Regions from separate parts of the Mus musculus genome. Here region 2 is linked to region 1. Evidence: chromatin contacts called from ENCODE POLR2A ChIA-PET data. All regions are on one chromosome and are shown on one strand. Each heading gives the region's core, a stretch centred on a gene start or an enhancer-like site at or near the end of the contact. The rest is flanking DNA. Distances are from core to core; before and after follow the strand shown.

Evidence for each region. ChIA-PET counts read pairs that join two places held with the same protein, here RNA polymerase II (POLR2A).
Region 2: POLR2A ChIA-PET joins it to region 1 with 11 read pairs in Patski. The contact joins two enhancer-like sites. POLR2A ChIA-PET finds 5 or more read pairs at or near these places in 2 of 5 experiments (Patski and embryonic stem cell).

The regions. Positions count from the first base shown.
Region 1 is chr5:64,500,397-64,506,056 of GRCm38, reverse strand. Gm52815 (a long non-coding RNA gene) reads right to left here. Exons shown (of 3, transcript XR_003955927.1): 3 at 277-2,626. Among named protein-coding and RNA genes, the nearest start is that of Gm52815, 7.5 kb to the right of the region's middle. Within about 2 kb of position 2,421, at least 1 of the 3 ENCODE cell types and tissues checked has a DNase peak (open chromatin) inside an H3K27ac peak, as active enhancers do.
Region 2 is chr5:64,364,952-64,370,611 of GRCm38, reverse strand. No RefSeq gene overlaps it. Among named protein-coding and RNA genes, the nearest start is that of Gm43837, 10 kb to the left of the region's middle. Within about 2 kb of position 3,036, at least 1 of the 3 ENCODE cell types and tissues checked has a DNase peak (open chromatin) inside an H3K27ac peak, as active enhancers do.

The sequences.
Region 1 (5,660 bases), core at 1,172-3,671:
ACTTTGAACACAGTGACATTGTGCATCTCACAGCATAATTGTGGAACACATCCATGAATAGGAGTGTGCTAAATGTTATAACATAAACAAAATTACTGTGTGCTGTCTCTTCTAACATCCTCTTTCCCTCTCCTGCCTCCCCCTCCTTTCCCTCTCCTTTCCTCTTCTTTCTATCCCAGCTCCTCTTTCTCTCCCATTTTTAAAAACATATTTAAGTGGACATTATTTTGAAGCAGCTTAACCCTCCCACACCCCAAAAGGAAGGAAGGCAAAGAAAGTTCAGCCACAAACCGGAAGTAACAGAAAAAAAAAAAAAAGCCAACCCGTATCTCTGGCAAAACAGTAAAAAAGTGAAAGAAAGAAAGGAAGAAAGAAAAAATAAAGCAGTTTTAGGCTTTCGGGAGATCAAGTTCTATTTAGCTAACATGGGTTGCCAGCCTGGCTTGACCCCCTAAGTAGGGGGTTTTAGAGATGACTGGATAATTCTTGACCTCCGTTTGACCTCATAAATAGGAATTCTCATTCGGCATTGTAGGAGCTCTGGAGCTAGTAGGTTCCTGCCTTTTTAAATGTAGGTCTCTCCTCCTTTTCGCCGGTGGCAGTGGGCGGGCATGGGCTCGCGGCAGGGAGGGGCCGCCACGCCTGCGCCCTCCTGGGAGCCGCCCTGCCCTGCTGCTGCTGCTGCTCCTGCGGGCAGCTCAGGGCCCCGCTGGCTCCCTCCCTTCCTCTAGCAGCTCTGCCACGTGGTAGATTGGCTACTTCTGGGAATGTGAGAAAGCACTCCAATGAGGGCCATACCAAGAACTTTACAGCTCTATAAATTGTGTTAAACTTTCCTTACAAGCGTCTGTTTAGAGGAGACGAACCCTTAGATATTCTCTATAGCACAAGAAAACAGGGGCGACGGGACCAATCAGGACAGTGCTGGCTGTTGTGCTTGCTTAGTTCTTGAAAATGTTATAGCATTCTTTTGTCTTTTCCTTCTTGGGGGGTGGGGGGTGGGGGAGCGGTTTAAGGTAAGGAGGGGAGGGTCTAAAAAAGATGCGGGTGAACATCACCTCACCAGCTTTCATGGAAGTTTCTGCCCTAGGACTGAGGAAGAAGACAGCAGCCTTTCTGGCCCTGAACTTCTCCAAGTAAAGTGCTTGGGGAAAGGGGACCTATGTCTCTCTTTAGAGTAGCCCAAGTATATGGTACAGTGACATGGAATCAAATAAACGCATTCTTAAGGTTGGATCTTGCCACGACTTAGGCTGTGTGTTTTGAAACCGCTTAGCCAATGACCTCCCACTGTGCATGTGCAATGGAAACCTCTGTGTGTGTGTGTGTGTGTGTGTGTGTGTGTGTGTGTGTGTGTGTGTGTGTTGACCATGCGCCTGTCAACAGGAGAAGTCAGCCTGTGGTATTGATGGGAAGAGTGAAGAGGGCAAGGCCACAGAGCTGGTTTCCTGGGAAGGCCAGCCTAGGTCAAGGTCTGAATGCCGTATTCGGTACCAGTGATGATGGGTCTGCCAGCAATCCTTCATGGTAAATTAAACAACTGGCATTTGAAAACATAAGTCAAAATAAACATTTAACCTATTTATTATGTATTTATTTTACAAATTACACTGGGTGTGTTTCCAATGCAAAAACACACACACACACACACACACACACACACACACACACTCGGGTACCCTCTTAAGTAGAGAGCACATTTTAAATTAAAATTTTATTTTAATAGGTCATTTATTTCTACAATTCAAAAGTCAAATTTTAGAACACACTGTACCTGAAAGGTCTTGCCTAAACCTCCCTCACATCATCTGATTTCTTCAGGTTCTTTTTTTCCTTCATCGATAACCATTTTTTTAAATGTTACTTGTTTATGAAATTCTTGTAGATTCAGAGCCTGACCGTAAGTTGAGTCGCACACGGTTATGTTTTGAATTGGGTCTCTTTAAGTGGTATCTGGCTGGCCTAAACAACCTGCCTCTTGCCGGGGACCCCCAGGGACCACCGAGGACCCAGGAGATGGGCTACAAGAAAGAGAACCTGAGAGTTGAAGCTGCTATAGGGGAATAGGGTGACTCCATATGTTCTTCAAGAATCCAGCCAGACGAGGCTGGTTCGTCGAGTGAGTCCTGGGATTCTTGCCTGCTACTGATGGGAGTTGCTGGCTAGCTTCACAGGGAAAAGCTGTCTCAGGGGAGCTGCAAGGAAGCCCGGGACAGGTACAGGTCAGATCACACAGATCCAGCCCTCCCACAGCTTAAGGGTTTGCTCGGAAGAAAGAACCCCATACAGAGCTGGACTCTCCAGAGGTTCTCCAGCTTGAACAAGGCCGATCAGCTGGCAGGCAGGGGTAGGCTGCAGAATCAGCTTTTTGTCTTGTTTGGACTTCTGCCAGGTCTGTTGCAACAAAGTGCAGCCAAGGGCAGAAGTTTCCCATTTTGGGGGTGATAGATGCTGGAAAGCTGAGAGTCTGTGCACGTCTGAGGCTTGAGAGTGATGATCTGTTCCAGAACTTTCTCCTTGCCTTGTACTTACTTGTCTGATTTCTGTGTCTTCACCCTTTTGTGTTTGTCTGGATTCCCAAGGCCCTGGACTAGGATCTACCCTAAGTGCTTCATTTTAACTTCACCTTTGTAAAAAGAAAACACAAAAGCACCACTTATGAACAAAGCTACATTCTTGAAACATTGTTCAAAAATTACTTATAAACAAAGCTACATTCTTGAAACATTGTTCAAAAATTTATAGAAACATCTTGCATGGAAGTGAGGATACTATTGTGGTTTGAGTGTGCCTCCCCCTCCCCCCCCCCCAATTTCATGTGCTGAGAGCTTTCCCTCCATTCATTAGTTGGGGGCATTGGGCTTGATACTAGATCATTAGGACAAGAGAGTGCTGCACTGCAGGAGTGGGTTACTAGGGCAGGAGTGCTAGACTTAGTAGAAAAACACGACTGGCCTCTTGTTCACATGGCTGTTCCCATGCAATCTCTAGCTCTTCTGCCTTTTGCCATAGAATGACCCAGAATGAAAAGCAGCCCTTGATGAAATACCTTTATCAAGGAGTCCCTGGCCTCTAGACAGTGAAAAAAAAATCTCTCTTCTTAAAAGCTGCACAGTCTGAAGAGGACAGTGGTGGTTCATGCCTTTAATTCCAGCACTCCGTAGCTAGGGAGGTAGGAAGATCTCTGAGTTTGAGGCCAGCCTGGTCTATAGGGTGAGTTCTTAGACAGCCAGGGCTTTACAGAGAAGCCCAGTCTTGGGGGGGAAAATTACCCAGTCTGTGAGGATTCTGTTAGAGCAGCACAAAATGGACCAATAGACTCTAGCCTTTACTTTTTGCTTATTGTTTTTGGGACAAAGTCTCATTTCATAGCGCTGCTGTCCTGGAATTCACTATGCAGACCACGCTGGCCTTGCGTTCACAGAGACCTACCTGCCTCTGCCTCCTAGTCGATGTTTCAAACCAGATTGGAACTGGAAGTCCTTTTACCTCTACCTCCAAAATGCTGGGTGTGCAGGCATGTACCACCATGGCTGACTCGAAAGCTATTTCTCAAGAGAACACAACTGACATCGCTGTCACCTCTTTGTACCTTTGACTGTGTCCACCTGCCTACAAAAATGCTGTCCTCACACCATTCTATCATGAAAAACCAAGCCACACCAGTCTGGGAACATGTCCCGTTCCTCATCTGTGTGACACGAGGGAGGCAGTGTGAGACCCCGGAGTGTGATCACTCATTGTGGCCTCTGTATATGAAATACAGTATGGTCTTCATTATGGAGAATGGCCCTGCGGTTCCAACAAATCTTTCATCTTTATAAAATCCCAGGTAGGGAAGCTCTCCCTCCAGTCACAGTCCTCTATGCCTAGATTCTATGAAACTGCTTGTGACTTGGACTCAGGTTTTCTTTACCTACGCTTTGAGATAGAGACTATTCTCTAAGGTCTGCCCGGGCCTTGGGTGTGATGGCCTTGGATTAATTTTTTTTTTCTCTTTGTTTCTGTTAAATATGGCCTGGCACCTTTCCTGGGACGCTGTGACAAACACTTCAGACCCATTTGTGTTGCTGGGTGTGGCTTTGCCTGCACCTCCTCCTCACAAGGTGAAAACAGGAGCTGAGTGCCACTGGAGGGAGGGATTCTGCTCCCGGAAATCCCCCATGGAGCCAATTCCGTTCCAAATCTTTCTCAACACCCAGAGGAGAAGCACAACAGCTGGTAGCTCCCCCCTGCCCCCCCCCCCATGATTCTATATTCTGGGACTGGAGGGACAGAGTGTGTGTGTGTGTGTGTGTGTGTGTGTGTGTGTGTGTGTATAAATGTATATTAACGGATCTGAGGTTGAAAGTTAAGAAGTAGATTTGGAGCCTCAGTTGGGTCCACAACTCTGGTTGCGCCTGGCCCACCCTCGTTAGATCTCTTCACTAGGCTTCTACTGGACGGTTACCATGAGAAGCAGAGACCTAGGACACTCTGAGAAGCAGAGACCTATTACTTTTCTGTCATCCTGGCCTTCCAGAGTTCTTGAGTTCCAGTCCGGTGCCCCGAGTTTCTGGGCTCCATCCGAATGAGGAGTGAGTAGAAGCCAAAAATGCTGGCGAGCTGAGTTCTCTCAGTACAAGGAGGAAACACACCACTGTGAGGAATCAAAACTGTTCAGCCACCTTCCTCACTCACAGGGTCCCTCAAGGGACCCAGAGAAGGTGGTGAGTGTAGTCAGGGTTAGGTTATTTGTTCTTAGGCAAAGTTAGGGAAAATCAAGGGGTCTCAGGGCCACCTCTCTCTCTGGTGTTCCCTAGGTCCTTAGCTTTCCTTCTCTGGCTCCACTTCTGACTCACCCCACCGCAGCCCTTGTCTTTAGAAGTACTAGAGTTTACAATGGCCTTCCAGGGAAGGTAAGAGCTGAAACTGGGAAAGGTGTAGCAGCCTTTGACCTTGTGCGACCCTGGTCTGTGACTCACTTGCTGGACTCCCTGGCTGTTCCCATTCCTGATGGAGGGATGCCAGAGCTCACATGGAAACAACACAGGCCCGAAAGGAGGGCTGAAGTGAGGTTGCAAGCTAACTCTCCCAGCACTTGATACAAAGTGATGTCTTGGTGGAGATGGTAACAGTAACCCCCAGGGAGCATCCCTACCAGATGCCATTCCACTGCAGCGTGGCAGTCATTGCAAGAGGAGGGTACTGTTTCAATTCCCATTTTACCCCACCACAGTGAGGTCCAAAAGGCAAAGTTAATACAGAGCAGAGCTGGGTTTCCAGTCCTGCAGTTTGTGCTCTGAACTAAGAAAAATGTGGGTATTTGTTGTATAACCGAGAAGGCAGAGTAAAGTCAAGTGCCTTGTCCAAGACTGCACAGCCTGGGAGAAACAGGGATGAGATAAACAGCTCCCCACCCTGACTCTAGACTTCTCCCCAGGCGTAGGGTGGGGCGGTTGAGGGGTGGAGGAGGCAGGATGTAATTGCATCTTGCATCTGCCTCGCCCTTCTCCACCTCAAATTTCTACCTTCCTCCTGAAGCTGTGAGCTCTCGTTTCAGGTGACAGGAAGCCACTGGAAAAAGAGCCAGCTCCGGAGTGATCCGGTGAAGAAATCAGAAACCTGCCAATCCAGGAATGAGTCCAACACGCCCTATGGGACTGACACCTGGCTGCCCA
Region 2 (5,660 bases), core at 1,787-4,286, 140 kb after region 1:
GCCTAGTAGTTGCCTGGCTGTTCACACCACAGGGGCATGGATCTGAAGGAAGGGAAGGGAGAAGTGAGGTAAGGGGGTAGGAAGCACAGAGAACCATATGCTTCTATAACAGGGAACTCTCAGATACCAAGGTTTAAAGAGGAAGGAAGGTTGTCTCTATGTCACATAATCATAGTGGTGTGAGCCCTGTGAGTCTGTATGGAAGGAAGGTCCATATTCATTCATCAGGATTGCTGGTTTTTTTTTTTTGTTTGTTTTGTTTTTTTGCCATGTCATCATGGTAGAACCCTCAGGATCTAGTCAGATTAAGTCACCACCACACCCAGATGTTGGACAACGTAGAGGTGACATATCCCTGGTCTCAGGACCCAGGCCAAAAAGTGGCACCATCAAGTCTACTTAGTCAACTTGCAAGAATACCATTGCATGGTCACACCTAGCTTCAAGGGAAGCTGGCAATGGATACCTAGCTTCAAGGGAAGCTGGCAATGGAGTCTATCTGGGAAAACATCAATCCAAACGGAAGAGGAGAGCAGACCTGGGTTCAAATCCATTTCTTCCCATTGGTTTCAATGTTTGTTCAGCAAGGCCTCATCCTGCTTCCCTTGGCTCAGCTACTATCAGTTTTCTTCATTTAGACACTTCACTCTGGGATTATTTTTTCAGTAACTGCTGTATGTTAGAGGCTGTTGTCTGTCCTGGTGACCTAGCTATGAACAAAACAGGCCAAGGAGTTAATTTTGGACTCAGATTCATTGCATGCTAGACTGCTAAGAAACTGTTCAATGACCTTTTCTTCTTATTCTTAACTAATATTCATCTTTATGTCTAATTTTTTTCAAATTGTTTTTCTTTAAAACGTCCTTGGATTTAAATGTGCTTCCAGTCATAGAAGACCAGCATAGAAACCCACACATCTTAGTTGGAATAAAAAGAAACAAATGTATGCATACATCAAATGTGATGTTGATGTAAAATACAGACAAGACTGTGTATATTTATGTGCATATATGTGGTGTGTGTGTGTGTGTGTGTGTGTGTGTGTGTGTGTGTGTAAGCATAAGAGTACCTGCAGATAGGTGGAGATCAAAAGTTAATGTCAGCTTTTGATACAGGGTTTCTCCCTGAAACTTACCAGTTTGGATAGAATGGCTGGCCAATGAACTGCAGAGATCCTTCTGTCTCTGCATCCTGAACACTGGGATTATAGGCATCTGTTATGTTTGGCTTAATTTTTTTTTAATGGTTTATGTGTAAGGTTTATGTGTATTGGCATTTTGCCTGAATGTAGATATGTGTGCCGTATCTGTGGGGGCCAGAAAAGTGCACTAGATCCCTGATACTGTGTGGAAATCAAACCCAGGTCTTCTGGAAGAACAGCTAGTGTTCTTAATTTCTGAGTTATCTCTCTAGCCCCCTTTCTTCTTTTTCTTTTCCTTCCTTCCTTCCTTCCTTCCTTCCTTCCTTCCTTCCTTCCTTCCTTCCTTCCTCCCTCCCTCCCTCCCTCCCTCCCCCCTCTCTTTCTTTCTTTCTTTCTTTCTTTCTTTCTTTCTTTCTTTCTTTCTTTCTTTCAAGACAAGATCTCTCCGTAGTCTGGGCTGTCCTGGAGCACTCTATGTAGACCAAAGTGACCTTGAACTCACAGAGATCTGCTTACCTCTGCCTCCTGAGTTCTGGGATTAGAGGTTGGCACCATTACACTCACCTAGCTCATTTTGTTTTTAACATGTGCTCTAGGGGACCAAATTCCTGTCCTCACACTTATACAGCAAGCAGGTTGCCAACAGAGCCATCTCCCCAGACCTGACGCAGGTGCAGTTGGAAACCCTCTCTGAGGATGTATCCTGTGAGCACAGATGGAATAAAAGGAGTAGCTTGTAGTTTATACTACCATGAAGATGACCATGAATCACACTCCTGTGAATAAATCTTTGTGTATGCTTCTGATGGGTTCTTTGAATCTATTTCTGGTGCGGAGTTAATGAGTCAGAAGAGCAAATGTTTTAAGGGTCTCGCTTGAAACAATGTGCTGAAGCCTCTCCTGTTATTGAGCCTTCTCTTTAGAGCTAAAAAGAAGCAATTATCAAAGACCTAGATTTCAAGGCATTTTAAGTATGTACTTAACCTTTTGTCATGTTAAAGATTTCAGGGGCATTTATACCAGTCTCTCTGAGCCTGGCTGTGGCCACGATCCTATGCAGTCCTTTCATCCTCTAGTTCCACACCCCTCCATGCCATTCTTTATGCTAGAGCTGGGTTAGGTCATGGAATTTTAGTGTGAGAAACGACCCAGATGATAACAAGTCCACCCCATTTGCTAGTTGGGAAAACTGAGACCCAGAGATACTCCTGAACTGCTCAAAGCCTCATGGTAAGTTCTTCCTGGTCTATAAAGGCTCACTCTCCTGGTTTCTGCTTCTGCAACAGAGTCAGTGGTAAGTGAAACATCCATGTGGTGTCTCATGGTGTACAAACGGCAGGCAGAAGTTTAGAGCCAATGTCACAGATACAGCTTGCCAGATTCACCTGTCCTGCAGGTGGCGGTGAACATTAATGTCACTAGATAGTAGATGTGGTCATAGGACAGTGATGGGTAATGTGACATTCAAATGTTAGTGATGACCACTGGTGACAGAGCAAGAGACGTCCCCACATCAGATATGGGTCCCCGTGGGAAAGGTCACTGGTAAGGCCACCATGGCCTTGGGACCTGTGGGCCTGAACAGAAGACCTCAATGGAAAGAGGCTGGTTTTTAGCCCATAAGAATCCCTGCAGCTGGGGAAGGAGTCACATAAGGCCACCCTGAGGCACAGAGACTCTTCAGCCCAAGTCAGGGGATAGACAGAGAAAGCTGCCCGGCTGGAGGCCTCTGACAGGGTCAGCTTTCATGGGCTGCCAGGTCTCTCCAGGGAGGCCAGCTGCCCAGCCCAAAAGGCTTGGGCCACCCTGACACGTGAGAGAAGACTCTTGTTCTGTCACCGCTCTCCTCGCTGGGCTGCGTTCCAGGCATGCAGGGGAATGGCGCCCAGCAAGGGGAGGAGGTGAGCTGAGAGAGGGGAGGAGGAGGAGCAAGCTTCCCAGGGCAGACTTCCAGGAGGAGGGAGTCAATGCCAAGAGAGAAAAGAGAAGATTTAAGGTTAACTCCGGTTCGGTGTTTAACTATTACTTTAGACTTGAAAAGCTAAAATCTGAAAGAAGGCTTTTTTTTTCCAATTCAAAGGCTTTTTTTTTTTTAATTGCCTCAACCCAACCCAGAAGTTGTAAGCCTGACTTAGTCATTGAGGGGGACAGCAGAGTTCTCCCTGTTGTAGATAACACTTAAAATGACATCAGGAGACTGTTATGTTTCTCATTGCTCTGATAGACTCCCTAACAAAAGAAACCTAAGAAGAAAAGTTCATTGGTAGGGAAGCATGCGATCTGTTGTGGCAGGAAAGGCAAGGCAGGAGACCGTGGTCAAGAAGCAGAGAGATGGAAGCTGGTGCTCAGCCTCCCCCACCCCACCCCACCTCACCCCCACTTTGCCTTTTCAGTCCAGGACCCTAAGAGATGGTGCTTCCCACATTTAGGGCTATTTTCTTCTCAGTTAGCCCTTTGGGGAACACAGTCACAGAGTGGCTCCTATGTAATTCTGAATCCGGCCAAGGTGAGAATGAAGATTACCATAACAGAGACCCACAAAACTCAGGTTTCTGCCCCTATTGCTTTCATGGGGGTAAATTTGTAATAGTTAAGTGATGATAGATAGATAGATAGATAGATAGATAGATAGATAGATAGATAGACAGACTGATGGAAGACAGATAGACATGCCTCCTGCCAACTGCCCCTGCCTCATGTTTTTCTGATGCTGCGGTTACACATGAGGTTGACTTGAGCTGCTTTCTGGCTGTCTTTTTTACACACAGTAGAGTTTCAAAACTAACCCTTTTCTGCGAACTGGTCTCTCACTCTACTTTCGTGCACTAAGCTACGAGCCAAAGTAATGTTTAGACTCCTCTTCCAAGTTTCAGCTGAATGTTGCATTTCTTAAAAGTTTTTTTTTCTTTTTCCTAAAATCTTTTCTTCTTTTAGAGCCCCAGCAACTTGCATGACCAAGGTCAGTGTCACTCGGAAGGCAAGCTTAACTCACAACTGCATCCACCAACTTGTGTCTGTAAGCCATAGAGCTCCATGTTCTCTCAAGCCCTCCAGGGCCTTCCCCAGTCGTCCACTCCTCAGTCATCCATTCGGTCGCTGTTGGGCAGCCTGCCCTTCCTTTACAATTATTCTTCAGAGTTCTGGAGTGCACATCAGGAAGCTGACTGACAGTCACTGCTCTCACCCCACCCAGGATCGTGCGGATGTAGAGTTACCTCAAGCAGGATGATCCTGGCCTTGTATTCAGGATACACCAGAACAGGAGTGCTGTGGCTTGAGTGTTCTCCCTGAAAGTCATGCCAAAACTTAATTCCCGTTGTGTGGTGTTACGAGAGCAGAAACCTAATACGACAGCCTTTGGAGGGTGGGACATTTGGAAGCTAAGGTTAAATGAGATCAAGTGATGGAGCCCTCATCCAGTAGAACTGTGGCATTATGGCACAGGACAGACCTGAGCACACATGTTTACATTCAGTCCTTTTCACTAGGAGCAGGGCTCTCACTCTGTACTGACTCACCACAGAGACTCACCAGATGCCAGTGCTCCCCACATCCCTACTCCACTCCTACTCTTCACAGAAGCTCCAAGCAGATTCATAGTACCTTAGGGTGAGGATTATAGATTATTTCCTTGCTACTTTCAGCTTCAGAGCCTCAGCCAGCCTTGCCCTGGTACCTTCCAATACACAGGTGCACGTGAGCGTTAATATAGGACCAGAGAAAGGACCGGTGATCTCACAGCAAAGCTTTAACAATGGCTGCGGCTTCTGTAATAGACGATCCTTTTTTCTTTTGTCTGCTGAGAGATCTACTTTCTTTGCATTTTTTATTGCTGTGGGTCTCACTTGCCTTGTAAGGTTTTAACGTTATGCAACAACAGATAATTGCGTCACGTGGTGCTTTCATTTAAAAATAATCACTTCAAATATCAACAAGCACTGGTAACTGGGAGGCCTCCAATCTCTTCTGCTCGTCCTGTAAGTCGCAAACCCTTGCCTGCTCTCTGGCTCTGTGCGACTCATTGCCCTAATAGGAAGCCAGGAAAAATGGTCATCAGTGAATCCTACTATGTGCCAGGTGCAACTGCTGGCCCACCCTCCCCACAACTTTGGCAGGCACTCTCATTCCCACCAGGGTTATGACACCACAGTGGGTTCCAATGGATACCAACCACATCACACACATGATCAACATCAAATGAGTTGTCAGTGACACAAGGTCTGCTTGAAGCCAAGCATTCCAGAACTTTCCAGGACACTGGTGAAGGCATTAGTTTAAGACTTCCTCAGACACCAGTAACAGGGCTCCTCTCTCTCTGGGAAGCATCTTTTTCTTTTCTTTTCCTTCTTTCTCTCTCTCTCTTTCTCTCTCTCTCTCTCTCTTTCTTTCTTCCTTTCTTTCTTTCTTTTTTTTATTCCAAACTCCTGCATCCCGGAAGCAGCAGAGAGCTGGTTCTCAATTGCCACCACCCCACCACAGCTACCACCACCACCAGTTCAGGAGCTTGCCAAGAGTCAGC